Regions from separate parts of the Mus musculus genome. Here region 1 is linked to region 2. A link is a loop called in an ENCODE intact Hi-C map of the cell type or tissue named here. Cell type or tissue: left cerebral cortex. All regions are shown on one strand. Each heading gives the region's core, and the rest is flanking DNA. Links, peaks and the distances in the headings are about the cores only. Region 1 has its middle 21 kb from the start of Ceacam15. Region 2 overlaps Gm29443 (predicted gene 29443).

The links. Hi-C counts contacts between places; a loop is a spot of excess contacts. Peaks named below come from ENCODE experiments on the same cell type or tissue, not always from the same donor. Only the 100,000 strongest peaks of a DNase experiment are listed, where the experiment ranks them.
Region 1: a loop joins it to region 2, with 7 times the contacts of the local background. A loop is called at or near these places in 30 of 42 quality-filtered maps.

Annotation. Positions count from the first base shown.
Region 1 is chr7:16,688,899-16,704,427 of GRCm38, reverse strand. It overlaps the pseudogene Gm8209. Among named protein-coding and RNA genes, the nearest start is that of Ceacam15, 21 kb to the right of the region's middle. In left cerebral cortex, for the core only: a CTCF peak has its summit at 9,181 (motif pointing right); a DNase peak (open chromatin) is centred at 9,197.
Region 2 is chr7:16,620,466-16,635,994 of GRCm38, reverse strand. Gm29443 (predicted gene 29443) reads right to left here. Exons shown (of 3, transcript NR_136928.1): 2 at 12,848-12,950; 3 at 3,352-3,628. It overlaps Gm24708 (a small nuclear RNA gene), which reads left to right and starts at 11,318; the gene lies at 11,318-11,420. In left cerebral cortex, for the core only: CTCF peaks have their summits at 7,500 and 7,700; a DNase peak (open chromatin) is centred at 7,682; H3K4me3 peaks cover 380 bases; H3K27ac peaks cover 334 bases.

The DNA.
Region 1 (15,529 bases), core at 7,832-10,331, 67 kb before region 2:
GGTGAGAATTCTTTGTTTAGCTCTGTACCCCATTTTAAATGGGTTATTTGAATTTCTGGAGTTCAGCTTCTTGAGCTCTTTGTATATATTGGATATTAGTCCCTTATCAGATTTAGGATTGGTAAAAATTCTTTCCCAATCTGTTGGTGGCCTCTTTGTCTTATTGACAGTGTCTTTTGCCCTACAGAAGCTTTGCAGTTTTATGAGGTCCCATTTGTCGATTCTTGATCTTACAGCACAGGCCATTGCTGTTCTATTCAGGAATTTTTCCCTGTACCCATATCTTCGAGGCTTTTCCCCACTTTCTCCTCTATAAATTTCAGTGTCTCTGGTTTTATGTGGAGGTCTTTGATCCACTTAGACTTGGGCTTTGTACAAGAATGGATCAATTCGCATTCTTCTATGTGATAACCACCAGTTGTGCCAGCACCATTTGTTGAAAATGCTGTCTTTTTTCCCACTGTATGGTTTTAGCTCCCTTGTCAAAGATCAAGTAACCATAGGTGTGTGGGTTCATTTCTGGGTCTTCAATTCTATTCCATTGATCTACTTCTCTGTCACTATACCAGTACCATGCAGTTTTTATCACAATTGCTCTGTAGTACAGCTTGAGGTCAGGCATGGTGAATCACCCAGAGGTTCTTTTATTGTTGAGAATAGTTTTTGCTATCCTAGGTTTTTTGTTATTCCAGATGAATTTACAAATTTCCCTTTCTAACTCAGTGAAGAATTGAGTTGGAGTTTTGATGGGGATTGCATTGAATCTATAGGTTGCTTTCGGCAGGATAGCCATTTTGACTATATTAATCCTGCCAATCCATGAGAATGGGAGATCTTTCCATCTTCTGAGATCTTCTTCAGTTTCTTTCTTCAGAGACTTGAAGTTCTTGTCATACAAATCTTTCTCTTCCTTACTTAGAGTCACACTAAGGCATTTTATATTTTTTGTGACTATTGTGAAAGGTGCTGTTTCCCTAATTTCTTTCTCAGTCTGTTTATCCTTTGTGTAGAGAAAGGCAATTGACTTGTTTGAGTTAATTTTATATCCAGCTACTTCACCGAAGCTGTTTATCAGGTTTAGGAGTTCTCAGGTGGAACTTTTGGGGTCACTCGTATATACTATCATATCATCTGCAAATAGTGATATTTTGACTTCTTCCTTTCCAGTTTGTATCCCCTTGATCTCCTTTTGTTGTCGAATTGCTCTGGCTAGGACCTAAGAATATACCTCTTAAGGAAGTTTAATATGTGTTGCAAGTTTTAAAGAAAAGGGATAGGGTAAAATAACGGCTTCTTTATGTTATGCATGATAATCATTTCTCACAAAACTTTAAAAAAGAGAGAAATAGAGCAAATAATATTTCAGGGTTATTGAGAGGAAAGTGGGCAAGCTATCATTGAGGGTTGCTGTGTGCCAGGCTCTAGTGTTTTAAGGCTTATTATAATTCTAAAGGGTTTGTGTCTTTTATTTGGGAACTAAATGATCTAAGGTAGGGTAGAAACCCCCAAATAATATTTACCACAGCAATGTTTGTCCCTCAGCCTATCTGGATAGGTACGGGTAAGCCATGCCTTCTTCCCTCTACCATGCTCAGTGGTGATGGAAAGCGAGATGACCTCCATGTCCTGGGTGCCCCAGGGTGGGTCATTTCCTCTGTGTGGAGCTCTCTCCTCAGGTGTCACCATGGTTCATCCCCTCCCACTCTCCCCAATCTCTGTGCACACACATAGTGTTTGAGGGGAGTGACCGCATCTTCTAGTCCCTGGGTCTTCATGTTCTCAGTTTATTTATTTATTTGGTACATATGTTGCATGCATGTATATCTGTGCGCTGCATGCATGCCTGAATGCCTGTGGCGGTCAGAAGAGAATGTTGTGTCCCTTGGAATGTGAGTTACAGATGTTTGTGAGCTACCATGTTCATGCTGGGAGTTGAACCTGGATCCTCTTAACCTCTGGACCATCTCTCAAAACCTTCAGCTCTTTTCTTACTCTGATTTCTTTGTGCTGCTGGTCAGCCTCTGGCTGCACTGTCTAGCTGTGCTCACCAGCTGTCTTCCAGACCCAGGGCTGAGAACAGTTTGAGAGACAGGAGCTGGTCTGACTCTTTCAGAAGCTTCACCACTGTCTGAAAAGGACCCAGATGCCTGCTCATGAAGGAATGGATACGTGAATAAATGAGTGAACAAAACATGCGTGAATGAGTGTGCCAGCCTCCTAGGTGCCTAAGGTTTATTTAAGAGCTTTTTAGGTTTGAAGCTAATGAAGCGTGCTTCATACTCTAGGTTGATTTAAGCTTTTTCTAGATTTACTTATGATACACACACACACACACACACACACACTGTGTATGTATATCTGTGGTGGCTTTGTTGAGTGTGTGTGTTGCACATGTGTGTGGTGGCTGGGCTGAATGAATGTGTGGTAGCTGAGTTGAGTGTGTGTGTGTGTCTATGTCTTTGTCTCTCTATGTGTATGTGTCTGTGTGGCGGCTGGATTGAGGGTGTGTGTGTATGGTGGCTAGATTGAGTGTGTGTGTGTGTGTGTGTGGTGGCTGGGTTGAGTGTGTGTGTGTATGTCTTTCTCTCTCTCTCTCTCTCTGTGTGTGTGTATGTGTGTGGGTGGTGGCTGGTTTGGATATGTGTGTGTGATAGCTGGGTTGAGTGTGTGTGTGTGTGTGTGTGTGTGTGTGTGTGTGCATGTATGTATGGTGGCTGAGTTGGGTGTGTGTGTATGTTGTGGCTGGTCTGTGAGTGTGTGCATGGGTGAGTGCTGGCCTACACCCTTTTGTGTGTTTGAGTGGGTGCATCTTGCCTCAGCAGCTACCTGAAGGTCAGAGGACAACTTGAAGGAGTAGGTGCTCTCCTCGTACCCCGTGCTCGGGGTCTGAGAGTTGAAAGAAGGTTCTCTAGATTGCCAGCAAGTATTGCTCTTTTTACAGTCACCCTGTGACTGTGAAAACATCAGTCTGCAAAATGTGGCAGCCATTGTAAGGGTGATGGAAAGCAATATGCCTCTGTCCCCTCAATGCCCCTGAGTGTCACTGAATGGGGAACAATGGGTCTTTCCTGCCCCCTCACCGTAATTCATGAATATGGAGCGCTCCCTCTGCTGAGTGTCTGCTCTTCTCAGTCTCCTCCTGTTTCATCTTTCTTAGGAGACTCCACCCAGTGTTGTGGCTCAGCTCCTTCACCTTCTATCACGGAGTGGTGTAGGTGTATATTTTTTCAGAACCTAGTTTGATAAGCATCCTTAAATGCTTTAACCTCCCTTTTAGTCCACTACCCACCAGAGGTAGTGGAAAGGCAAGGCAAAGGGGGATGTAGACCTGCTTAGAAATAGTTTTTTGGGGGTGATTCCGATGTTTGTTGTCAGGATAGCAGCAGTTTAGCTCACATAAATCAGCAGTGGTAGCTTGACCCAGAAGAAACCGAGAGGCTCTTCTAATGGGCTTGAGTCTAAGGCAACAGCAAGAAGCTGGAACACCACCAGAAGTTCTTTGATGCATTTCTCTATGAAGTCACAACAAACAAATCAGCAGCGTGGCGAGATGAACCACACATCAGCGAAGTCCAGTAGAGTGGAAGGCAAACCAACACCACACAATGTCGTCACTGTGTGCTGGGCTGTATTTATATCCTTTCCAAACATCACGTGCTCTCTCAAGTGTCTGCTCTAGCCAACCATCACATGTCCTTTTTCCAGGCAGCTTCCAGAAAAACACCACATGTCTGCTTTAGCAAAACATCCTCTCATAAGACAGTTTCCAGAAAAACATCACATGACAGAGTCTCCAAAGAAACCAGAAGTTTCCACTTCAGAGTGGTCTCCTCTCCTGTAAGCAGGTGTGCCTTGTGCGTGAAGGTTCAGAGGGGGCCTCCGTGGCCATTCCTGCCCTCATCCTTCCTCTGCAGAGATGACTTTGGACCCAGTTCTCATGTCAACTCTGTGAACCCCCTCTTCTGTCCGCTCAGCCTCCTCCTGAGCAGGAGCCTCTCTAGGCTGTAGGTGGGTCTGTGTCCATCAGACTTCTCTGTCCCCTCAGCTTTTCTCTCATTATGTTTCAATCCTCCACACCATGCAGTGAGCAACAAGGCTGATAAACAACTCCATTCCCCGAGAGGACAGCAGTGTACCCCAAGACTCCCCGCTACTGTGTCCTGGCCTTGGGTCTGACAGGCCTTGTTCTCTCTCTATGTCCCGATGACACAGAGAGTCATGTAGGTACTCAGTCTGCCCTGTGTTCTCAGAGCTCTGGAAGGGTAGGATTCATTCCTAGCAAGAAGGTGGCTGTTGTCTGTGAAGGCTAAAAAGGGACCCACCGGGTGATGCTGGGGACAGGGATGGAGCCGTCACTACTTGTGTCACCATTCAGGGCCTTAATTCAGGACATTAGACCTAGAAGTGGTGTGTGAAGAATTTCACATTTGGATTTTCGGGAGGTGACCTGTGTGTCCTAGATAGAGGACTATGGCACATACCCCCTATGAAGGGTTTCAGATTCTTTGAATCCCCGAGTTTGCTGAGCTGGGCCTGGACCATCAGTTAAAATGTACATAGAGCAAGTGATATGGCTGGGTTGGAAGAGCTCGTGTCTAGCATCTCCTGGGTTCCATTCTCAGCACTACATCAACCACAGTGCTGGCACGTGCCAGTAATTCCAGCACTAGGGGGGGTAGAGGCAGGAGGATCAGAAGTTCAAGGACATTTTCCGTTTTTTAGTTGACTGTTTGATTGGTGTTTTGGGACAGAGTTTCTCTGTTCATCCCTGGATGTCCTGGGACTCACTCTGTAGACCAGGCTAGCTTCAAGCTCAGAGATCCACCTGCCTCTGCCTCCTGAGTGCTGGCACTAAAGGCGTGTGCCACCACCGATGGGCTCAAGGTCATCTTCAGATACACTGCAAGTACCTGGTAGAGTGGGCTTTTAAACAACTTGTTGAGTTTTTCATTTCTAGAGTTGTAACCTTCTATATTTAAATTTTTACACACAGCTCCTTTTATCCCTCTTCCATAAGGATGAAAATATGGAAGCATAGAGTATTGAAAACAATGAACTAAGATTTCTATAGTTGGGGGCTGGAGAGATGGCTCATCGCTTAAGAACTCTGGCTACTCTTCTGGAGGTCCTGAGTTCATTTCCTGGTGGCAACCACATGGTGGCTCACAACAAAGGGATCTGATGCCCTCTTCTGGCACACAAGTGTACATGCAGGTAGAGCACTCACTCACTCAAGAGGAGGGTGTGGCTGTTTGACTCCAAGCCTAATGGTTCTCACAGTAACGATGTCAGCCCATCTGAAGTCTTCCTCCACATGTGGCATTCTTCCAAAATGTACTTGATTATTTCATTCACTCTTTAAAACAATGCCATGGGCTGGTGAGATGGCTCAGTGGGTAAGAGCACTGACTGCTCTTCCAAGGGTCATGAGTTCAAATCCCAGCCACCATATGGTGGCTCACAACCACCCATAATGAGATCTGATGCCCTCTTCTGGTGCGTCTGAAGTCAGGTACAGTGTACTTATATATAATAATAACAAATAAATCTTTGGGCCAGAGCAAGCAGGGAGCGAGCAGAGTTGACCGGAGGGAGCAGGTTGACCAGAGTGAGCAGGGTTGACCACAGAGAGCAGAGGTCCTAGAAATTCAATTCCCAGCAACCGCATGAAGGCTCACAACCACCTGTACAACGACAGTGTACTCACATAAAATAAATAAATCTAAAAAAACCCACAATGCCATGAAGTACTGCTTTATAAGATTTATATTTACTATTTTATTTGGTTTTGTTTGTTTGTTTTGCTTTTTTGTTTTTTGAGACAGGGTTTCTCTGTTCAGCCCTGGCTATCCTGGAACTTACTCTGTGGACCAGGCTGGTCTCGAACTCACAGAGAACTGTCTGCCTCTGTATCTCAAGTGCTGGGACTAAAGGCATGCATCACCAGGGCTTGGCTATTTTATTATTATTATTTTATTTTTTAGTTGTATGTGAGTGTGTTCTTTGTGGGTATGCACACGTGAGTGCAGGTGTCCACAGAAGTCTGAGGCGACAGAGTCCCTGGGACTGGATTCACACAGGTCTATACACTGCCTGTCATAGGCAATGGAATGTGAACTCCATTCCTGTATAAGAGCAGATGTGCTTTTAACAGCTGAACCATCGCTCCTGCCCAGAAGAAGATATACTTATAGCCACGTTTGGTTAGGAATCTGGGTGTTAAAGAAGGTAAAAATTGCCGGGCAGTGGTGGCGCACGCCTTTAATCCCAGCACTTGGGAGGCAGAGGCAGGCGGATTTCTGAGTTCGAGGCCAGCCTGGTCTACAAAGTGAGTTCCAGGACAGCCAGAGCTACACAGAGAAACCCTGTCTCTAAAAACAAAAACAAAAACAAAAACAAACAAACAAAAAATCACCAACGATATCGAGAAACTCTAATTATATTAAGTTTATAAGTTAAAGAGCAATATTACTAACAATGGAAGTGAAATTTGAGACCTTACTGTCCATTCTTCAGAATACTAAGAATTCAATTTCTATGTGCACACTGGAGTGACTTCGGTAAAACAGATTCCTACATGCCCAGAACTGACAGAGATAGTAGTATTGGGGTTCAGGGTTAGCTACCCAAACCATTCTGATATCAGTCTTAGTCAGATATCGATGTTTATTGAACACACACTCAAAGACTGATTAATCAAGGACGCAGCCAGGAGCTGGAAACCAAGCATCCACGACAGGGGTGGTGTCAGGGTCAGCTTTTATATGGGAAAACCCAGGAACGGTGCATTTGCAGTCTTTGCAACATTTAGACTATGTAGACAAAACAGTGCTTTGTAACCTTTAGGGTGATTGGCTGGATGTAGAGGCAGGGAGGAGAGGGAATCTCCAGAGTCCAAAAGGCCCCGTTACAAAGTATAACATGACCTCATAGTTAGGGCAGAAACAGTAGGTCAGGTTAAAGTCATGAGCTACAAGATGAAGGTTGAGGCAACGAGGCAGATCTATTGTCAGGTTTTAACATTTAACATTGGCACAAAAAGACACAAAACTGATGCAGTACATAACACATAACTGAATCAATCAAGACATCTGACAAAAGTGAACCGTCTTTTAATGATGATCACAGACAAACTATGGATAGACGCCGACGCCAGCGCAGTTGGAGAACTCATGGAAACACACATGGAAAGGCACAGCCAAATCAGCACTCAGGTTTAGTAGCAAGGTTTGGAAATGGACAATGGTGATGGTCACACAATAACATGACTGTACTTCACGCCCCAACTTCACAATGGTTAATGTGAGAAATGATATGTTTCTATTGTGGGACTGAAATGGCCCAGAGTTACCTAGGAAGGGTCGAGGAAGCTCCAGTCCCGGATACCTCCCCCTCCTGATTGGGCGCCATAAAGTCCCCTCTCCCCCATTAACCCTAGCTGGAATGTATTACTGATAGTTCTCAGTCTTCACTCCTTGTTTGACCTTATAAGGTTCCCCACTCCACCTTATAGCCCTTGAGTATGTAGATGGAGCATCTTTCAACATCCCTGCCTTAGCCGTGGTACATGGCTCCACAAGCCTTGCCTCAGAGACCCCGGCCACCTCCGGAGGGGGCATAAATGCCCCTTTCCTAACCAATCCCCATATATGCACCGACCCAGACTGACTAAGCTTCCTTCCATTCAGGCTAGCCCAGGGCGCAATGGGCCTACCTACCCCGAGGGGAGAAGCAGACATAAGACGCCATAGGGTGTTCTAAAATATTGGACACCAGCCAAACAACCAAACAACCAACTAACCCAGTTAATTGCCAGGTGATAGTGACTCACACCTTTAATCCCAGCACGAGAGGCAGAGGCAGTTGAATCTCTGTGAGTTCCAGATCAGCCAGAGCTACACAGAGAAATGCTGTCTCAAGAAACAACAACAACAAAACAAAATCTGGGATTGGGTGAAATGGCTCAGCTGTTAAGAGCACTGCCTGCTCTTCCAGAGGTTCTGAGTTCAATTCCCAGCAACCACATGATGGCTCACAACCATCTGTAATGGGATCTGATGCCCTCTTCTGGTGTGTCTGAAGACAGCAACAGTGTACTCACATACATAAAATAAATAAATCTTAAGCAAATGAAAAGTAACAACAAAAAAAACTCAGTTATTTAGTGCAAGCTGACACAGTAAAAGCTGGTCTTAGAAGAGAAATTCAACCCAGCAGGGCTTTTGTGTGCCATAGATTTTTCCATCTGTGGATAAAACAAGCTTCAGACCAGACTGCTCAGAATATATTATGTGTTATGAAATATATTTTGGAAGGGGGGGTGGTACCTGGCTGGCCCATGCCCAGGCAACCCCCGAGAAATCACACCATGCAACAGACCTGGTATAAAGGAAGGTTTTTTTTTTTTTTTTTTTTTTTTTTTTTTTGGGAAGGGAAGGGAGGAGTGAGGGCCTGGAGAACGGATGGGGCAGACAGATGGAAGCAGAGACATGAGAGCAGAGAAGGGGGACAGAGAAGGACAGAAAGGGGTAAAGAGAGAGTGGCTGGGAACATGTGGGAACAGGGAGAGAGAAAAAGAAAGTACTGGGATGGCGAGCAATCCTTTTAAAAGCCACTGTCACCTGGTAATGGCAGGTAATGGGGGCAGATGATGATGTAAGCCATTGTTACGTCCCTGGGAAGAGCATACTAGAATCGTCTGTAAGCTAACATTTTGGCCCAGTGAAACATGTCCACTTCAATGGCCTATCATTCCAGCTTCTCATGGGCGACTGGCGTTCAGGTAGCAAAAACAATTCAACTTGTGAGAGGATATGTTCAGCTATACAAAACAATTCACCGTTTTTTGTTTATTTGTTTTTAAGTAGAGTCTCAATCTGTAGCCCTGACCGACCTGGGATTCACAGAGATCCATATGCCTCTGTACCCAAGTGCAGGGAAGAAAGGATGTGCACCACCATGTCCAGCTCACAGAAAGTTGAGGGTCTCAGAAATCAGTTCCCGTGAATTCTGAGAGTTCAATATGTTTGATTCAGGTCCTATGTGCTCTTAACTACGTCAAAATTCTGTTTACTATATTGATGACCTTTTTAAAAATATTATTTTATTTTATTTATTACTTTTAGTTAATGCGTTTGCATGTTCTGCTAGCATGTATTTTACTGTGTGTGTCTAGCTCCAGAAGAGGCCAAAAGAGGGCGCTGGACCCCCAGGAACTGGAATTAAGAGCTGTGATGAACCACCATGTAGGTGGAAGAACAGCAGGTATGCTTTTTGTTTTGTTTTGTGTTGTTTTGTTTTGAGACAGTATTTCTTTGTGTAAGAGCCCTAGCTGTCCTGGAACTCTCTGGACCAGGCTAGTCTCAAATTCACAGAGACCCATCTGCCTCTACCTCCCAAGTGCTTGGACTAAAGGTGTGCACCACCACTCCTGGCTCCTTGTTTTGTTCTTTTAAGACAGAGTGTCACTGTGCAACCTGGCTTGTCCTGTCCTCAGCTTTTTCTTGCTTCAGGTTTTCTGCTGGGTCAATAGGCATTTATGAAAACTGGCTGTCTGGCTTTGTGTCTTAGTTGTTCATTTTCTCACAGTAATTTTTCTCCACTTTGCATACAACTCTCTCTCTCTCTCTCTCCCTCTCTCTCTCTCTCTCTCTCTCTCACACACACACACACACACACACACACACACAATGCAGGGGGTGGCTTACTAATCACAGGTAGGAGGACTAGGAGACTCTTTTTGGAACTAAAGTGATGGGACTTCCCACTGATTCTCCCCCATGACACTGTCTATACTGGAGCCTTAGGGTTCTATTGCTGTGAACAGATACCATGACCAAGGCAACTCTTATAAAGGAAAACATTTAGTTGGTACTGGCTTACAGGCTCAGAGATTCAGTCCATTGTCATCACAGCGACGTGTAGACAGACATAGTGCTGGAGGAGGAGCTGAGAGTTTTCTACATCTTGATCTGAAGAATTGTGGATCCGTGGAATTGTGTCACTTCCTCCAACAAGACCACACCCACTCTGTAAATGGCCACAGGTGACCTGTAAGGATGGTTCCCTACTCTCTTGACCCAGAAAACCCCACAAAATCATGCAAACCAAGAGGTTCAAACCTTCATGTTCACTTTAAGAACACGTGGGAAACTACCCAGGCCATCAAGGGTTTGCATATCCACAAAGCCACCAAGTATCTGAAGGATGTCACTTTAAAGAAGCAATGTGTGCCATTCTGGCGGTATAATGGTAGAGTTGGTAGATGCACCCAGGCCAAACAATGGGGCTGGATACAGGGACAGTGGTCATAAAAGAGTGCTGAATTTTTGCTGCACGTGCTTAAAAATGCAGAAAAATGCTGAACTTAAGGGTTTAGATGTGGATTCTCTAGTCATTGAACACATTCAGGTGAACAAGGCAGCTAAGATGCGCCGACGAACCTACAGAGCTCATGGCCGGATTAACCCATATATGAGCCCCCCCTGCCACATTGAGATGATCCTCACTGAGAAGGAACAGATTGTTCCAAAGCCAGAAGAGGAGGCTGCACAGAAGAAAAAGATATCCCAGAAGAAACTGAAGAAACAAAAACTCATGGCCCGGGGATAAATTCAGCATAAAATAAATGCAGATAAAGTTTAAAAAAAAAAAGAACACACCTACTCCAACACTCCAACAAGGCTACACTCCCTAATAGAGCTACTTCCTGTAGGCCATTGGGGGCCATTTTATTTAAACTACCACACTGAGCCTGTTTTTGGTTTTGTTTGTTTGTTTTGTGTGAGGCACTGTCATCCTTTCATTGATAGCCAGACTGTAGTTATTGCTGATACATTGCATGGAGATTCCAGTGTCAAATGACATTCACATCAGAGTCACAGAGCCTTGTTCATGGACTGTGGTGTCTGTAACTTGGAGGAAGGGCTGTAGTTTGCAGGCTCTGTAAAGAGATAGAGGAGGGAACCAAAAGACAGTAGTTTGAAGTGGGAAATTCTGGTTTTGTTGGAGACTCAGTTGTGTCGTGTGATAGTTTTCTGGAAACTGTCTTTGACCGGTTGGTTTACTGAAGTGAGGACACTTGAGAGGATGTTTTGCTGAGAACAGACACATGGTGTTTTTCTGGAGGTTGTCTGGAATAAGGGCATGGAATAATAAGCATGTGGATGCTTGGGAGGATGCCTGATGTCTGGAAAGGGTATAAATACAACTCAGCAGGCAGTGGACACTGCCCTTGCATTGGTTCGCCTTGCTTTCTTCTTTGATCTTTGCTTGTCATGACGTCATAGAAAGAAATGCACCAAAGAACTGCTGGTGTTATTCCAGCTGCTTCTTGTCACCTCTTCGGACTGATGCCAACTGATAGAGCCTCGAGGTTTCTTCTGGATCAAGCTGCTCTTACTGCTTCGTGTTTGGTGTTTGTCGAATGGACTGGACTGCTGCTGCTGATTCATGTTTGGTGTTTTGCTAGTAGACTGGATGCTGACAACCAAGACTGGAATCACACCAAAGAGCGATTTCTAAGCAGGTCCACAACCCCAGTTTTCTATTAACCTTTTTTTTTTTCTCCAACCTCTGGTGGGTGGTGGGCTAAAGGGAGGTTGAAGTGTTAGAAAATCATAATTAAAGTAGGTTTTGAAAAATCAAAGCCTACGGTAGTTCATCTTCAGAGATCTCACCAGCCCCTCTCTGCTTCCCAGGCACCTAATAAGGCCTTTGGGGTAGAGGAGTCATGGCTGAGGCTGTAGACAGACAGCTTCTGTTTGGATCTGCCATTCATAACTTCTGTGATTGAGCCTGGGCTATTGTCTTTTATGTATCTGTTTCCATAAAACAGAACACATGGTAGATGACCATTGCTATGTCAGTAAGGAGACCTTTGACTTGACCTTGGAACAAGAGAGCTTCTCAGATCAGCAGAGAAACCCCTGGGTTGGACCTCTAAGGAGAAGCACCTGACAAGAGGACATCTCTCCCTTATCCCTTTCCTTGAGGACCATGTCTTCCTGTGACATCTTACAACCCAGCAGAACATGTCCTGAGTATCTGTCCAGCTTTGATCTCCATGCCAAGACTCAGAAGGAGCTGTCCAGATGATCTTGGCTAACTACTGTGGAGCACTGACTCGTTCCTGTGTCTGTGAGACTTGGACAAACAGTAAACCATGCTCCCAGGCAGCAGCAGCAGGAAGTCACACCTCAACCCTGGAGAAAAGCTCCCAAAGCCATCTGAGAGGAGATTGGGACAGAGGTCTGGGCCAGGGTTTCCTGGTGCTTGCCTCGCTGTGAGGATCCTGTGCCTTCCTCAGCCATGCCCTGCCTGACTCCCCCAGCATCTTACTCAGAGCCATGTTCATGATGAAACCAGCTGACATCCTCGGTCTGGCACATGCCTGCTCTCCCTAGGTTAGGTGAGGGATTCTGATCTATTGCAGTTTATCTCCACAATACTTGTCCTGCCCTAAGCCCCCAATCTACCATGTGAGGACAAATCCAGTGGTGACCCAGGCCACTCTTGACACATGTATATACAGTAGTATCAGTGCCACCAACCTCCAGAGGATACAGAGTCTCTCACTGGGTTCATGGAGATTCATATGTATATTTTTTCATTTGTAAAACACATATGGAAGGTTCATAGAATGCAGTATCCATGCTCCTCCTGAGTGATCTTCTAGTCACCCAGCAAAGACCCATTGGTGTCCTCTGTATGAACGCCCCAACCTTCTTGTGACATGTGGCATCATTCAAAGATCTTAGCTGGAAGTGGTGGCTTGTACCAGGGAAAGGCTCCAAGGTTCTCTGGCAGATTATGAACAAGGAAAAGAACATTTTCTCCCATAGCAGCTTTCGGGACACTACATCATTGCTGTTCTATGCAGTGGCAGGCATGCTCCAGTAGATTAAAAGTGGGGCTGCAATGTAAGAGAGAGAAAGCCAACAATAGATGGGAAGATGGGGGCCTCTGTCCTAAGCAGGCATGTTTGTCTCTCAGTCTAGCAGGACTGGTGAGGGGGGGCCTGTCCTACTTGGTAGATAAAAGCAAGATGGCCTCCATGTCCTCAGTTCCCCCAGTGTGTCATTTCCTCTGCGAGGAGCTCTCTCCTCAGACGTCTCCATGGCTCACCCCCATTGTCCTCAGATCTCCACTCACAGTCATGGTGTTTGGGAAGATTCTGTCACTGACTGAATCTTCCAGACTCCCCGTGTCTTCAGTTTCTAACCTTTAAAAAATAATAAATAAATACCAACAGGAACAAAAAGCAGTTTCCTCTGCAGTTCCAATCACCCCTCATTGAACCACCCAGCTGCCCTGTCAGGCTGTCTTCCAGGCCACTAGACGTAGATCACTGTGAGTACAGGGCTAGGTTGATCCTTTGGGGAGGTTGACTGCCTGCCAAAGACTTAAAATCCAATGGAGGGATAAATGGGTGAGTGTCTCAGGTCGACGGGAATCTGCAGGCTACTTATAAACATCTCAAGTTTGGTGCTAATGAGAGTGTTTGGTATCCCTGGTTGGTTTAAATATATGTATATATTTATATTCTCTCTCTCTCTCTCTCTCTCTCTCTCTCTCTCTCTCTCTCTCTCTCTCTCTCTTTCTCTCTCTGTTTATCTGGATCAGGCACATACCATCCTGTCCTTCCCATGTGCCCTGGTGGCACAGAGATCCATGTGGACCCCTAGACTGATCTGTGTCCTCAATGCTATGGGAAGGTGGCATTTACTCCCAGCAGAAGGGTGACAGACACAAAGCATGGAGCAACTTGAGAATTGGACTGGTCCGTTATAACTGGAGTCACCAGTCAGGGTTATGGTCCAGGGCAGAGTCCAAGGGACGGCTGTGTCTGCTGTTTTTTGTTTTTGTTTTTCTCATAATTATATTTTACTACTATACGCTGAACATTTTTTAATAAAAAAGTAATATTTGCATAATATTCAGAAAAGTCTCAGACATAAAACTCAAACAGGTTTAAATAACTCTGGGTATGTTAGGTTTAAAAAATTTTTTTTATAATACACTTCTTCTGTTTTTGTTTGCTTGTTTGTTTGTTGCTCCCAGCTTTTTTTAAAAATTAGGTATTTTCTTCATTTACATTTCAAATGCTATCCAGAAAGTCCCCCAGACCCTCCCTCCCCACTCTCCTACCCACCCACTCCCACTTCTTGGCCCTGGCGTTTCCCTGTACTGAGGCATATAAAGTTTGTAAGACCAAGGGGCCTCTCTTCCCAATGATGGCCGACTAGGCCATCTTCTGATACATATGCCGCTAGAGACACGATGTGTCTGGGTTTTACATTCAGGGTTTAAAGAAGAGGACACTTACTCCTGGAAGAGGACTGTGGCTCCATCTTACTACGGAAGGTTTCTAGGAGGCACTCTAACTCCCCATGTTGGCTGAGCTGGGCATGCAGTCAGCCCATGCCCTCCCTCCCCTATCCAGGAAGCCATTCCCTTGTGGTCGCCCTGTCTTTACTCATGGAAGATGCCAGCAGAGAAGGAACTGCACAGGTCCCGGGAACATCACTGTGCTGAGGTATAGGAAGAAGCCAGGAGGTCACACAGACTCGTGGAAGGGGCCTCTTAGTCATCTGAGACAGGGATGGCAGCCAGGCTGCAAGGTAAATTGCTAGCTCGGGCAAATACTTTTCTGAGTGTTGATTGTGTCCTGATCCTCCCCCGGGTGAACATTGAGGAAACTGCAGGCATATCTGGGAGCTGCCATTTAGTTGAGAGAATAAAACGGGCTGAATTCCCTAGGACCTGTGTCTCCTGTTCCTTCACTTGGGAAACCAGAATGACCTGTGACATCTCATACACCCACCAGGATAGTTGTTTAAGATCCTAGGCACCTGTCCAGCTATGATCTCCATGCTGAGTCTCAGAAGGAAATGTCTTGGTGACTCACACTAAACGTGGCTGTCCTTGCAGTACACAGCTGGTTCCACATCCTATGAAGACTTCAGCACCAAATAAAGCCTTGTTTCCTCTAAGCTCTAACAGGAAGTCAATACCCACCTCGGAGAGAATCTAACCAGGGTCATCTGGGGTCCAGCATGGAGCAAGCTGTGCAGCCAGGGCTTCCTGGAGGATGTCACGTCTTCCTCAGCCAGACCCTGGCTCCACCTGGTGGTCTTGGATTTAGTTTCTCCTGCAGGGTGGAGTCGGGTGAACGGTTGAAATCCACTGCAGTTTGTAGGATTGTATTTTTCAAAACCTACTTTTAATAATGGTTTTTAAATGCTTTAACCTCCCTTCTAGCCCACTATCCACCAGAGGTAGTGGAAAGGAAAGGTTAGTAGGGTAAAGGGAAAGTGAACCTGTTTAGAAACAGTCTTTCGGTAGAATTCAGTCTGCATTGTTAGGATGTCAGAAGCTCAGTTCACATCAGCAGCAGTAGCTTGATTCACTTGCAAACACCATTCATGAATGAGCAATGGGAGTTTATTTAACCCAGAAGAGACCTCGAGGCTCTGCCAATTGGCCCAAGTCTGAGGAACTGGCAAGAAGCCACTGGAACATCACCAGA
Region 2 (15,529 bases), core at 6,503-9,002:
ATGGGGAACATGGATTGAACCGGCCACCTCCTGTAACCATGCAAGACTTCCAATGGAGGGAGTAGGACACCAACCCAGACACAAAACCCTAGACCCATAATTTGTCCTGCCTATAGGATGTTCATGGTTAAAGATGGAATAGGAACAGAGGGAGTAGCCAGCCAATGAGTGGTCCAGCTTGAGACCCATGCCATGAGAGCGCACCCACCCCTGACACTGTTAATGATACTCTGCTATACTTGCAGATAGGAGCTTAGCAAAACTATCATCTGAGCGGCTTCACCCAGCAGCTAATGGAAGCTGATGCAGAGACCCCAGCCAAACATCAGGCAGAGCCTGGGAAATCCTTCTGGAGAAGGGGAAGAAGGATTGAAGGAGACAGAGGGGTCGAGGACACCACAAGAAAACCCACAGACTCAACTAACCTGGGCCCACAGGGGCTCACAGAGACTGAACCAACAACCAGGGAGCATGCATGGGATTGACTCAAGCCCTCGGCACATATGTAATGGATACACAGTGTGGTCTTCTGCTCAGACTCCTAACGGAGGGGACAGGGCTGTCTCTGACTGTTGCCTGCCTTTGGGATCCCCCACCCCCTCCCACTCTCCACTTCTGGGTTGCCACATTTAGCCTCAGTAGGAGAAGATGTTCCTAGTCTCACTGCAACTTGATATACCAAGGCTGGTTGGCAGCCATGGGAGGCCTGCCCTTTTCTGAGGAGAAAGGGAGGAGGGGTGGATGGGGGAGAAGAGGGGGGTTAGCAGCTAGGGAGGGAAGGACTGAGAGGAGAGGACAGAGGGGAAACTTTGGTCGGGATGTAAAATAATTAATTACTTACTTAATTAATTAAAATAAGGTGACCACTTTAAACAAACATTTAGTGGGCTGGAGAGATGGCTAAGTGGTTAAGAACATTTGTTGCTCTTGTAGGGGACCCAGGATTAAGTAATTCCTAGCACCCACAGGATGATTCACGACCATTTGTAACTCCTAGACACTCACATAGTGTACATTCATACACATATAATAAATAAATATTTTAAAGGTTTTTTTTAAATACTTAGAGTTGTATCTTCTTCTTTTAAATCCTGTATATACAGGCACTTTGCCTGATGTATGTGTGGGCACCACGTGTGTACCTGGTGAATATGGGAGACTGGGAGACATCCGATCCCCTGGAACTGGATTTAAAGGTGCTCAGCCATCTCTCCGGCCCCTCCACCTGTATCTCACATAGGTTTGGTCAAGATACGGACCTTGAAAAGCCTGTCAATTTGTTTGTTTTGCTTTTGCTTTTTAAGACAGGGTTTCTCTGTGCAGCCCTCGTTGCCCTGGAACTTACTCTATAGACCAGGCTGTCCTTGAACTCACAAAGATCTGCCTGCCTCTGCCAAGTACTGGGATTGCCTGGCTCATTTGTTTTAAGGAGGCAGTAATGATTTTTTAAAATCCTTAACTGGGTAGTGGTTAATCCCAGTGGCTTGAGAAGCAGAGGCAGGCAGGTCTCTAAGTTTGATGCCAGCTTGATCTACAGTGTGAGTTCCAGGGTAGCCAGGGCTACCCAGAGACACCCTATCTGTAAATAAATAAATAAACAAATAAATAACTTTATATGTGTTTATATGTTTATGTAACTCTTGTTCAAGGGCTAAGTATCTGAGGGGGAGATCCCTTTATTGGTGAAATGTTTTTCTCAACTTTCTTTTTAATACTCTGTTGGCCACATATAAGACAGGAGTACACGGGGTTTAAATCTATATTCGCTACAGAGGTTCTAGAACTCTCTCTTCCTGAGGCCATCATAGGGGAAGAAGTCAGCAGATGCGTTCCACTCCTCCGCCCCCCCCCCCCCCACACACACACACTCATCCCTCTTGCGGCGCCTAACTCGACCAGCAAGAACGACGCTGGTACCTCACAGAGCCTCATTATCATACCTCATTTGCATGTCTCACATCTGATTGGTTATACTCTCAAAGGCCAGGCAGTGTCTTTGCAAAAAACTTTACTGCATATGTACACATTGGTTGTTTGTCCAAACTTATGCGTGGTGGCCAGCAGTAGCCAGTGCCACTCTGCAATGGCACATGTGGCTTCCCACACATCCCAGAAATAGCTAATTTTACAGACATTGTCAGAGATGGTAGATAAGCAAAAAAACGCAGCAAAGATCTGGGACTCCAGGTTTAGAGGAAGTCTGCACAGACGGATGGTCACAGCTATCCCGAACAGGCCCCATCAGGGAAGTTGTTCCCATCGAGTCCTGGGCTGCTCTCTGGAGGCAAGAGACTGGCTTCAGATGTGTGTGGAATTAAGTCTTGAGATGGCATCCTCTCAAAGCCATGCACTGTTACTGAAACCCAGGAACGGAGGAGTATGGCTGAGTCTACGCAGCCATTCTCAACCTATGGGTCACGGCCCCCAAACACCATCGAAAACCACAGCTGTTTACGTTACACTTCATAATCGTGGCAAAATTAGACTTATAAAGTAGCAACCGCCATAATGTCATGGTTGGGGGTCAGCACACCGTGAGGGACAGTATTAAGGGATCGCAGCATTCGGAAGGTCGAGAACCATCGGTAGAGGAGTTCTAGTTTCGGTGCTATATTGGCAATCGACGTGCATTAAGCGGCTGGAGAAACAGAAGCTAAATAACCCAAAGTAACCAGCAAGTGGTGCTGAGCAGGGGAGATCAGCAGGAACAGGCAGGAAAACCCATCAGACAGCGATCTCAGTAAGAGCACTCTGGAATGGTGGCCCTGGTGGGGACAGAGGCACGGTTCGCCCTTGACACCCTCAGCAGCCAGAGAAGTTCCACAAAGCTCGGGACAAACTGGGATTCAAGGCTTCAATATGAATCTTAGGACTGGCTCATAGAATAAAGGCAGTTTGCACATGGGTGTAAGCGTGAAGGCGGAAAAAAGAAAGCCAAGCATGATCCTGGTGAGTGTGGCCTCTTAGAGGAACACAGCCTTTACAAAGGAGAAAATAACATTTTTTTGAGACAGGGTCTTCCTCTTTGTATGTATCTCTGGCTGTCCTAGAATTTGCTATGGAGACCAGGCTAGTCTTGAACTCACAGAGATCTACCTACCTCTTCTGGGACTAAAGGTGTGCACCACCATGCCTGGTTACAAACGGGAAATTTGAATATAGCCCAGAACATCCTTTTTCCCCTCTGCTTTTACCTTAAAACAGGACCAGGACCTGCTATTTCCCCTTGACATAGAATTTAGTAGAAAGTTATTCCTAGAATGATCTTGGCTTTTATTATAGCCTCTAAAGGATTTCAAAATAGGGCTGGCGAGATGGCTCAGCGGCTAAGAGCCCTGACTGGTCTTCCGAAGGTTCTGAGTTCAAATTCCAGCAACCACATGGTGGCTCACAACCACCCATAATGAGATCTGATGCCCTCTTCTGGAGCATCTGAAGACAGCTACACTGTACTTACATATAATAAATAAATCTTTGAAAAAAGAATGTGTACTTTCAATAAATAAGTAGGCGGTCCTTCATCCCCAGGTTAAGAACTGTTCAGGATGGGAGACTGCACCTGCATCCAGGCACACCCGTGATGGTCTGAGAGCGCTTCCTCTCCAACTCTCGCCGGAAGCTGAGTGTTCTGCATCAAAAAAAAAAAAAAAAAAAAAAAAAAAAAGATTTCAAAATAGATTTCTTATTGTATTTAGAATATGCTTTGAACCCATGTGTAGTTTTTCAGAACTCTCATTAATGATCGTGAATTACCAATTTAGATTTTTTTTTGTGGTGGATGTCTTTATTTTTATTTTCTGTGAGTACTTTGCCCAAGTGTGTGTGTACCTGGTGCCTACAGAGGCCAGAAGAGGGCGCCAAAGCCCCAAGATCTGGAGTTGTGGATGATTGTGAGCCACTGGGTGGGTGCTGGGAACTGAACCCTGGTCTTTGTCAATAATAAAAGCGTTCTTAACCACAGAATCAGCTCTCTCCGGCCCCTATAACACCTTTTGTGAATCTTTTAAAATTCTACTAAATAGGCTGGCCATTTGTGACCTTTATATGTGTGTATTTCTGTGTGTGTGTGTGTGTGTGTATGTGTGTGTGTGTGTGTGTGTGTGTTTGTAGAACTTTATGTCAAGTACACAAAACAAACCAATTTAGAGGTAGTAAATGGAGTCTTATAGGTATTTAGGTTTTCCTATTTTTGTTTACACCTCCAGTCTCTCCCATCAGTGCAGCCCTTTCCTCTAAAAACCCTTTCTACACACCTGCTCCTTCTCAGCTTCCCACGATTGTGTTTTATAAGGAGATAAGGGAGGGAGGGGAAGGAATATGTTTGGTGGCGGGGAGGTATGGTGTGGTGGAAGGGGTGCCTCTACAGGTTCATGCCGAGGTATCCCTTCCCCCTGAGGGACCAGCCACACAACGGTATAGTATAGAATAGAGGTTATTCAAGGCATGGGGAGGGGAGTTGAGGGAATATAGACAGAGAAAGGCAGAGAGGGGTGGGGGAGGCTGTGGAGGCATGTGGAGGGAGGAGGGAGGAGAATGGGAAGAGAGGGGTAAGGAGCAAGATGACAGAACTAGAGCAAGAAGGCAAGAGAGAGAAGGGGCCAGGCAGCCCCTTTTATAGTGAATCAGCCACACCTGGCTGAGCCTAGACTAAATGCCTCCACCCTCCAGTCCTATTTTCATAGACCTAAGGAACTAAAGTACACACACTTTTTTTTTAAAGACTTGCAAGTGTCTGGTTCACTTGTAAACACCTCTCCTGGGCCACACTCGATTAATGATGTCTAACAAGATAGGAGGGCTGCCATGTGTAACTAATGTCGAACTTCCTCCAGCTTAGCATATGAGAAAAAAAATGCTCAAAAGCGAGGAGGAGGAGGATGTGGTGGAGCACGCCTTTGATCCCAGCACTAAGGAGGCAGAGACAGCAGGATCTCTGAGAGTTCAAGACCAGCCTGGTCTACAGAGCAAGTTCCAGGACAGCCAGGGCCACACAGGGAAACCCTGTCTCAACAACAAAAAATTGAGGAGGACCTAACCTGGTAGGCACTTGGGCCTCTGATGCCTGTGCCTCATCTGAAACTTACCATCTTTACCATCATGTTTTGCTTCAGAAAAATCAAGTAAAATGTCCCCATATCTGTGGAAGTAGGATGTAGAATGGCTCCAGGTTTTTTGTCTTGACTTTTGTTGTTGTTTTGCTTTCTTAGACCATCTTATCATGTAGCCAAGGCTCTCCTTAAGTTTGCTACACAGCCCAGGCTGGCCTTGGTTCTTCTTCCTCTTCCACCTCTACCTCCTCCTCCTCCTCTTCCTCCTTCTCAAGAGTGCTGGGACCATAGGTTGTGTTACCCTGCCTCCTTCGATATGTTGTTCTTGTTTTGCCTGAGACAGGGTCTCCTTAGGTAGCTTGGAATTTCTGAGCTCCTGCCAGCCAAGGGCCAGGATGCAGCTACTACCGCCATACCTGCACGACATTAACATTTTTAAAGAACACTGGTCAACTTTTTGTTTTGCTTTGCTTTAAATACTCTTCAGTGAGGGCTCATCTAATACTCCTGCATGACTAACCTCATGGTTTGCACATTAGCCAGATCGTGCAGGTCTAGTGCTACACCTTTCCAGTCCAGCATGTTAGGAGCCAAGGGGATAGATGCCCCTCACTTCTGCTCAGGGGAACTTGTAGAGGAGGGAGGGAGGGAAGAAGGGAGGGAGGGAGGGACGGGAGGTCTTCAGGCTCCACCAGAAGAATTAGAATCTATTGTTAAACAAGAACCTTTGGGGGCCAAGATATAGCTCATTGGTTAGAAGCCTGGACCACTCTTGCAGAGGACCTCAGTATAATTCTGAGCACCCACTTCCTTACAGAGACAGAGTGTACTCCATCTCTGCTCAGATCTAACGCCTCTGACCTGCGCTCATGTACACACCCACCCACCCACCTGTACCCACCTGAAGGCACATACACACTACTAAAAAACCAAAACAAAAGACTGAAACTAAAACCAATTAACCAATTAACCTTGAATGGTCTGCAACCACACTGAAGTTTCACAGGCTCTTCTCTAACTTGACTTCCAGCTCTAAATGCAAACACTCACGCCTGTGATTTTACAGGGAGCCAGATGGAATTTACTAACCTGTCAAGTCCAGGTAGGTCTTCGGAAACACTCGTGGTGATGAGCTGCCCCCTAGTGTTCATGCTTGGTAATTACACTTAACCATAATCGGGAGCTGGGGGCGCTGCAGGAATGTGAAGACCCAACTCACAGATGGGATTATAAATTAGTTCTGCACGTCAACTTCAGGGACTGTCAGGGCAACCCAGCCTACATCACTAAGCAACTTCACATCTAAAAGTGAAGTTTATTGGGCTCAGTCATAAAGGCGTCCCCCCACCCCACTGTAATCCTGAGAACATAGTTGGAGGTGCTGGACCCACACAGTGAAAGGAGAGAATGCTCAAAAACTGTCTCCTAACTTTCACTCACATGCAATGGTATGTGGGCGCTCCACCCCCACAATAGATAATAAAGATCACCCAAAAGTGAAGTTTAAATTTATATTATATTTTAATTTATTTTATGTGTGTAAATGTGTGTATTTCTGTGTGGTAAGAATGAAGATCATGAGACAACCTGGGGATATTTCTAAGACTTTTTTTTTTCTGAGACCGTCTCCCATTGGCTAAGAACTTCACTGAGTAAGTTAGGGTACTTGGCCAGCAAGCTCCAAGGGTCCCATTGTCTTCCCATCTCACCAGGGGCACACCACCAAGCCCACAGAAGAATTTACAAAAAAGGAGGCAGAGGAAGAGACCCAAGATATAGGGGGCGTGGACTCAGTCTAACTTCACTTTTAAACAATATTTTTTTTCAGTGTGTGTGTGTGTGTGTGTGTGTGTGTGTGTGTGTGTGTGTGGTGCGCGCGCGCGCGCATGAGTGCAAGCTCCTGCATATAAGTACCAATGTCTCTGGAGGCCAAAGGCTTTGATCCCCTCTTGCTGTAATTCAGGTGATTGTAAGCCACATGATGGCTCACAAACATCCATTAACTCCAGTTTTAGGATATCTGGCACCCTCTTCGGACCCCACTCACAACACATAAAATAAAATAATCTAAAAATAATAATAATAAAAGGTTTCCAGAAAGTCGCCCATTCTCCTACTCAAGAGTCTGCAGTGGTAGATTAAATAGTTCAATGTTTTTCCCTCACATTTCTTACTTTCGTCACCACCAATCCATAGCATAATTGCTTCGTAGATTTGTGTCTCCATACTCTGTCCTTCTATCTCACCGTGCATTTTAAACCTTCCCTCAAAACCAATACCAGAGTGAGATCTTGCCATTCTCTGCAGTGGAGAATCGTCCACACCTTCATCGCAGGTGACCTGGGACTTCCTGTAGGGCAAAGACTGTGAACGGGAGATGCAGGGCATAAGCTGGGTGGTACCCTGAGCATCTTCTGCTGGTTTTATATCCTCGTGGAAAAAAACACAGACATTAAGAAATTAGGTTTTCTACTTCAGGGAACATAAACTAAAATCAGAGAATAAGATGTAAAAATAACCATACAAAGGAAAACAGGTCTAGCAATGGAGGTCGGTGGCAAAGCCTTCATTCCCCAACACAGATGAAGTCTTAGGTTTGCTCTACGTCATTACAAAGAAAACAGGGAAACAGCGCCACCTATGGGAGAATGTGGCTACCCACAGGCTGGGTTATCAGGCTGGGTTGATAATCCACAGTCTGGAATGGGTCTAGGCATCAGATATTTTGGATCCTTCCCACAGGCTGCTGCTGGTCCTGATGGGGATTCTTTGGCGATGAGGAGTGCGGCTTCAGCTAATAGCTCTGAGCTAGGGGTACATTTGAGTTAGCTGTTGATTATGTTCATTGGGCACGAGCCTGTCTTCTGTCCCTGGGGAAAGCAGAGGAACCTACAATAAACTCTGGCTGGTGTATTTTTTAAAAAACTCCCACGTGAAGCATAAAGTGAAAAGATAAGGTATGTTCATTCAGTGAAATGTTATATGGCAATAGAAACAAACAGGGGCCCCTTTCCTTCTTATTCATAAGCCAGCCCAGCCCTTCTGTGACCTCCCTGCCTCGGGCCACCAGACAGGCAGCAATCTGCCCCACCCCACAACACTCACCCTGCTGGCAATGTTGTTGTTTTGGCTTTAGTTTGTTTTGTTTTGTTTTTGTTTTCAGACATGTTCCCATATACTCGAGAAATGCCTAAAACTAGGTTTATTGTGGAGGACTCCCTTGGTGTCCTCATCCTGCTGCCTCAACTTCCCATGTGCTGTGATTACAGGGGTGGACCACAGAAACAAACCAAGTGACCAAATGTTCAATAGGAGGCAAGAGGATTTCCAGGTTCAGTTCAAAGCCAGCCGGACCTACATACGGAGACTCCATGTCAACAATAATAGGAATAGCCAAGGGGGGTGACAGAGGACGTTAATCCCTTTAAGTCCCTGGACTTTAAGCACTCCAGAAGCAGAGATGGGCATCCTTTGAGCTTGAGGCCAGCCTGGTATACATAGCAAGCAAGTTTCAGACTAGCCAGGGCTGCGTAGAGAGACCCTGTCTCAAAACTAAATAAATTAATGATAAAATACATTAATGATAAATTGTGAGCTTGAAATAGAACATAGCCATATACACCTATAATTCCAGCACTGATTACACAGAGGCAAAAGTGTTAGAAGTTCAAGGCCAGCCTTTGTACTTGGAGATACTGTCTAACCAAAAACTATAAAAATGAAAAAATAAAAGTAAATTGTATGCCGCTAATATGACTCATTGGATATGTTGACCAGGCTGGCCTGATATTCACTAAGTAAACCAGGCTACACTTTATAATTTGTGATGATCCTCCTGCCCCTGCCTCCAGAATGCTGGGGTTGAAGGCAAAAAGATCTAAAGAGTTCAAGGTCTTCCTTGATTACAGAGCAAGTATGAGGCCAGTCTGGGATATAGGATACTTTGTCTCAAGTCTGGGATATAGGATACTTTGTCTCAAGTCTAGGATATAGGATACTTTGTCTCAAGTCTGGGATATAGGATGCTTTGTCTCAAGAAATCAAACGGAGGCTGGAGAGATGGCTCATCAGTAAGTGTTGGAATGATACTTTTGTACACTGTGTGAAGGTGTGTGTTTATCCTTCTTTACCTACCTAAGGCACCTCCTGATTGGTTCAAATAAAAAGCCATGGCCTATAGCAAAAGGCAGGATAGTAAGATGGGACACCTGGCAGAGAGAGAGGAACTCTGGGGAGAGAGAGAGAGAGAGAGAGAGAGAGAGAGAGAGAGAGAGAGAGAGAGCCAGAGAGAGAGCCCAGGAATTCACCACCCAGACTCAGAAGTTGGATGTATGAAACTGAGGAGAGGTATTAGCCATGTGACAGACATAGAATAGCATAACCAGGTTAATATAAGTTACGAGCTAGTTGGGGAACAAGCTAAGGTCAAAAGCTTTGCAAAGAAATATAAAGGTCTCTGTCTCTGTCTCTGTCTCTGTCTCTGTCTCTCTCTCTCTCTCTCTCTCTGTTGTTGCCCCAGCGTGTAAGCGCTCAGCTACTGCTCTCCAGCACCATGCCTCCATGTCAGCTGCCATGCTCCCCACCACGATGACCGTGGATTCATCCTCTGTAACTATATGCAAGCCCCCAGTTAAATGCTTTCCTTTCTAAGCTGCCTTGGTCATGGTGCCTCTTCACAGCAACAGAAAAGTAACTAAGGTACAGGTGATACACGGAGTTAGATGCTAGCCTGGGAGTCAAAAGGCAAACATGAAAAAAATATATATCAGGACTAGAGAAATGGCTCAGAGGTTAAGATCACTGGCTGCTCTTCTAGAGGTCCTGAGTTCAATTCCCAGAAACTACATGATAGCTCATAGCTGTCTATAATAAGATCTGATGTCCTCTTCTGGAAGTTGGACATATGAAACTGAGGTTACCAGCCATGTGGCAGACATAGAATAGTATAAACTTAATATAAGTTCCAAGCTAGTTGGGAAACAAGCCAAAGTCTATGGCCTAGGCATTTATTTATAAAACACAAGTCTCCAAGTCATTATCCGGGAACTGGGTGAGGGTAGAAAAGCCCAAGGTTACAAGTAGGAGACAAAAGATTCAGAAGAGCACATCGGAGATGATGTTATTCCAACGGCACATATGGAGATGGGTGGAGATAGGGCAGGGAAGGGAAAGGCTGCTCAACATGACCAGTATGAAAATGCTATCCTGAGTCCCCAAAATCTAGGTGTGGTGGTTCTTGCCTGCAGTGCTCTAAGTCTGAGGAGTCCTGTGAGTTCAAGGCCACTACGGAGTCCCTGTCTCAAAGGAAGAGAGAGAGAGAGAGAGAGAGAGGGAGAGAGAGAGAGAGAGAGAGAGGATGGTGGGGGGTGTGGTGGTGGTGGTGGTCGGTGAGCTCAGTGGTTAAGAATGCTTGTTGCTCTTCCAGGGGCCTAGAGTTTGGTTCCTGGAAACCAGGCTGAGTGGCTCACAATGGCCTGCAACTCTAGGTTCAAGGGCTCTCAGAGCCTCTTCTGGCTTCTGTAGGCACCTGTATTCATGTGCATATGCACACGCACACACATGCATGCACACACACACACACACACAAATAAAATTTTAATTTTAATTTTTTTAAAAAGAAAGAGAGAGCGAGAGGGAGGGAGGAAGGAAGGAAGGAAGGAAGGAAGGAAGGTAGGAAGCTGTTCTTGGAAAGTCCATCATTCTGGGACACCTATCTATCTATCTATCTATCTATCTACCTACCTACCTACCTACCTACCTACCTACCTACCTACCTATTCTTTTGAGACAGGGTTTTTCTGTGTAGTCCTGGATGTCCTGGAACTCACTTTGTAGACCAGTCTGGCCTTGAACTCATGGATCTGCCTACCTCTGCCTCATTATTGCTGGGATTAAAGGTGTGTGCCACCACCTCCCAGTCCTAATGACAGATTCCTAATTCAGATACATTATACACAAATGGTCATGACAGAGACTTGGATCCCGACCCTCTCTACCTTCCCATTCCCACCGCTAGCACTTTACAAGTCAGGCCTACTGCTTAAGAACTGCTCTCAGCATTATCTTCCAAGTCCACACAACAGCTCGCTGAGCTCTGAGCATGCGGTGGCTTTTCCAGCCCAAAGCTTGAAAATCCTCCTCCTTTCTCCTGAAGAACATTCTAAAGCACAAACAGCACATGGTCAGGTCTGCCTGCAGCAACGCCTATCCTCTGTACCAATTTCTATCCTAAAAACAACAACAAAATCACCAGCTAAAAGCAAGCTGGGGTGCTGCTTCGGCAGCACATATACTAAAATTGGAACGATATAGAGATTAGCCTGGCCCCTGAGCAAGGATGACATGCAAATTCATGAAGCGTTCCATATTTTTAAGATTTTGCTGACAGGAGCCTGATATAGCTGTCTCCTGTGAGGCTATACCAGTACCTGGCAAATACAGAAGTGGATGCTCACAGTCATCTATAGGATGGAACACAGGGCCCCCAATGGAGGAGCTAGAGAAAGTACCCAAGGAGCTGAAGGGGTCTGCAGCCCTATAGGAGGAGCAACAATATGAACTAACCAGTACCCCCGGAGCTCGTGTCTCTAGCTGCATATGTAGCAGAGGATGGCCTAGTCGGCCATCAATGGGAGGAGAGGCCCTTGGTCTTGCGGAAGATTCTATGCCCCAGTATAGGGGAAAGCCAGGGCCAGGAAGTGGGAGTGGGTGGGTTGGGGAGCAGGGGGAGTAGGGGGGGGGAATAGGGGATTTTCAGAGAGGAAACTAGGAAAGGGGATAATATTTGAAATGTAAACTAAGAAAATATCTAATTTAAAAAAAAAGGCAAGTTGGGGAGGAAAGGTGTAATTCAGCTTACAGGTCAACTGTTAAAAGGAGGCCAAGGAGGGCCTCAAGGCTAGAGCCTGGACAGAGGGACTAAAGCAGAGACCTTTGAAGAATGCTGCCTACTGGGTTGCTTCCAGGCTCCCAGAAGGCTAGGTTCCTTATATAGCTTAGTCTCCACCCCCATCCCCCAACCCCATCTGGAGTGACACCACCTGCAGTGGCTGAGCCCTCCCACATCAATTAGCAATCAAGATAATGCCCTGCAGACTTGGCCACAGGTCAATCTGATAAGGCATTGCTCAATTGAGGTTACAACCAAGATTAGCCATGGAAAACTGGCCTGCTACTGGTCTAGTCTGTCTACTTGGTGAGAGTTCCAGACCAGCAAAAGACCTTGTCTAACAAACAAAGTAGCAAACTGTTCAGGTTGACTTTGGGGTCTGGAGAGATGGCTCAGTGGTTGGGAACATTGACTGGTCTTCCAGAGAACCTGGGGTTCAATTCCCAGTACCCCTGTGCCAGCTCTAGTTCCAGAGGATCCAACACACCCTTCTGGCCCCTCTAGACAGCAGGCATATACAAGGTGCACAGACATACATTAGGCAAAACACCCAAACACATAAAATAAAAAAAGGGGAAAATGGCCAATAGGAAGTGTTTGAGAAATTCTGGAGCAAGTGAAATTTCCCCTTTCCCCCTCCCTTGCTTCCCTCCCCTCCCCCACCCCTTTTGTTCTCGACAGGGTCTCATGTATCCCAGGCTGACTGGAACTCAATACGTAGTGAAAAATGACTTTGAACTTTTGACCTTCCTGCCAGTAACTCCTAAGGGTCAAGATTAGAGGTGTGGCCCACCAGGACTTCAGGCATGGTAGGCGAGCATTCTATCAAGAAAGTTAGGTCCCCAGCCCTAAAAGTCTTCAATGACTTTGTAAGGGCACATTAATTAGAGCTGAGCATGGTGGTACATGCCTGTAATCCCAGCACGAGGGAGACGGAGTCGAGACAACCAAAGTACAAAGTACAGCTCCATAGTGACTTCAAGCCTGTCCATTCTGAGACTCTTCTCAAGACCCTAAAACAAAACAATGAGTGAGGCAAGTAAGAGAGCTTATCTAGAGAAAGTGCTAGCCACACAAGCCCAGGGACCCGAGTTCAATTCCTGGAACCCCTTCAACAAGGAAACAATTGACTTCCAAGTTGTCCTCTGGCATCTACAGGCATGCCATGGCACCCACCTACACGGACACTTACCTTGAAAGAAGTCAGTTGGAGCACCCATTCTGTAAAACTCCCTTGGGAAGATATATCAAACTTGCTCTTTGAACAGTAACTTCATTCATTAACTTATTCATCGATGTTTCATTGTTTTTTGTAATAGCATCTCATTGCACAGAATGAGCTAACATAGATCTCTCTTCTGTCAAGGATTTAAGTGCATGCGTCTTTTGTTTGCATGTACGTACGTATGTGCACCGTGTACAGTCCTGGCCAGAGGAGGGTATTGGATTCCCTGGAATTGGAGTTAGGGATGGTTGTAAGCCACCATGTAAGTGCTGGGGTGTGGGGCCACCAGACAGAACTGGTAAGGTTGGTGCAGGTTCAAAATCCCCGGTAAATCTCATAATTGAAAATGGCATGCGTTGGAACCAGCTACTGGCCAGGTGCTGCTGTAGTGCCAGGGAAATGTACGTGATCCCCAAAGAACAGATAGGAGCCGATCTGATGGAATCACAGTAGGGCCTTCTTACTTCATTTGAGCTAGCTCCGGCCCCTCGGTGCCCTGCTGTCATGGAGGACGGTTTTTGGTGATGAGGAGCTCCAAGCATCTATCCGGACAAGGCTTTATAGTAAGTAGCAAGGGCTGGGGTGGGCCAGTGAGATAAGTGTGTAAGCATCTAATTGAGAAGTTACTGTGGCCTTTAACATAATTGGCTGGTGCTGGGAGTCATATGATAAATTTAATTTCTGCTTTCCTCTGTTTTCTTGGTCATTAGACAGGGGGCAGGCTTGTAACCTGGGGGTGCTGGTTCGTTGAGGAAATAACCTGGAGATGCTGATCTTGTTGGAGGTTAGCCTAGAGACTCAAGCTAAGCTCGGGTTGTTGGGGGTAACTTGAAAACTAATGCTAGGTACCGGCCTGTTAGTTTGCCCGAGTTTAAACTTAGGCCAGGTTCTCTAAAATGGGAGTCTGAACTTGAAAGATTTGGTCTCTCACTACCTGTCCTGGAACATGAAACCACCACACCCCACCGAGAGGGCCGTGACAATCAGTCACTTAGGGACAACACCTGAAGTCCTTCCCCATGCAAATAAAGCATTCCTAACACCTCAGACTGAGCCAAGGGATCTACCCCTGGATCCCACTCTATCCCCAAATGCTTATTTATAACATCCCTATCAAAATGGTCCCTATCAACATGGAATAAAGTGCATACGTTATTTCACCAAGAATCACCCGAGGGTGGCTGTTTTATTGCGCTGTAACACTCTAGGTAAGAGTTTTTTCTCCCAAAGCATTCATTGCTGGACCTCAGCTCCACTCAGCAGGCCAGGCTTGCTCCACTGGCTGCTGTTTGCTGTTTTAGTGGCTTAGTGGCTCTGGCTCCAGCTTCTGGCTGTCCACAGCAGCTCGTCTGGTTGTCCACAGCTGCCACTAGCACTGAGGCTGCCACAATAATGAAACAGAGCTGGCTGCCTGCCCTGCCTAGGTTTCCCCTCGGAGAGCTGTACTTCTTTGGCCGTTCAGGTCATTCCAGAGCGCCTCGGAACCTTTCCTTCTGGCCTGGCTAGAGATCCTTGTCTTCATTCCATGCATCCTGTCTTCCTGGAGCACCACTGGCATTCCAGCAGCCAGGCAGGCATGCAGCCCGACACTGAGGCCTGAACTCAGGTTCTCTGCCAAAAGCAACAAGTGCTCTAAGACCAAGGAGGCATATCTCTAACCCCTGGTCTGACGAATCTCTTAATCCTGCCTCAGCCTCCTATCCGCTGGAATTATAGGCTTTTATTTTTATATGTGGCAAAGATGATACACTCTTAACAAGAATCTGGCAGCATGACCATGAGAACCAATGTTCTATCCTAACACAGAGTATCAGGGTTGGATCTCACAAACACTTAAGACTCAGAAGGCTGAACTTGTATGACAAAACATTTCCTGGGGAGAGGCAACACACACATCTATCCACCCCACATAGGGATTCATGGGAGACCAAAGTATAGATATACCAAAGTCCAACTTAATGAACCATGAATTTTATTGAAATTACTTACAGGACTATAGGTGAGAGGTTACTTTCAGGAGCAGAAATTTATCATCAAAGCCCACCCCAGCATGGGTGACAGGTCACAAAAGCTGAGACCCTAAAGCACACTGCACAACCTGCAGGCTGCTCAATACATTGGTCTAAACCTCTTCCAAGCACCTCTGCTGGATCCTGCCTCTCCTAGACAGCTGGTCTCTCTCAGTCTTCTTTTAGTACTCTGGGAGAGAGAGACCTAGTGAATCCGGTCAGTTTCAGGGACTTCCTGAAGCTATTTTGTTTCCATTCAGAATGAAATGTTTCAAACTCTGAGGAAACTGCTATACAACAGAGTTATGTGTGAGAGTATTTACAGGCGGATCCATTTACATTTAGTACTTGTGGTGGT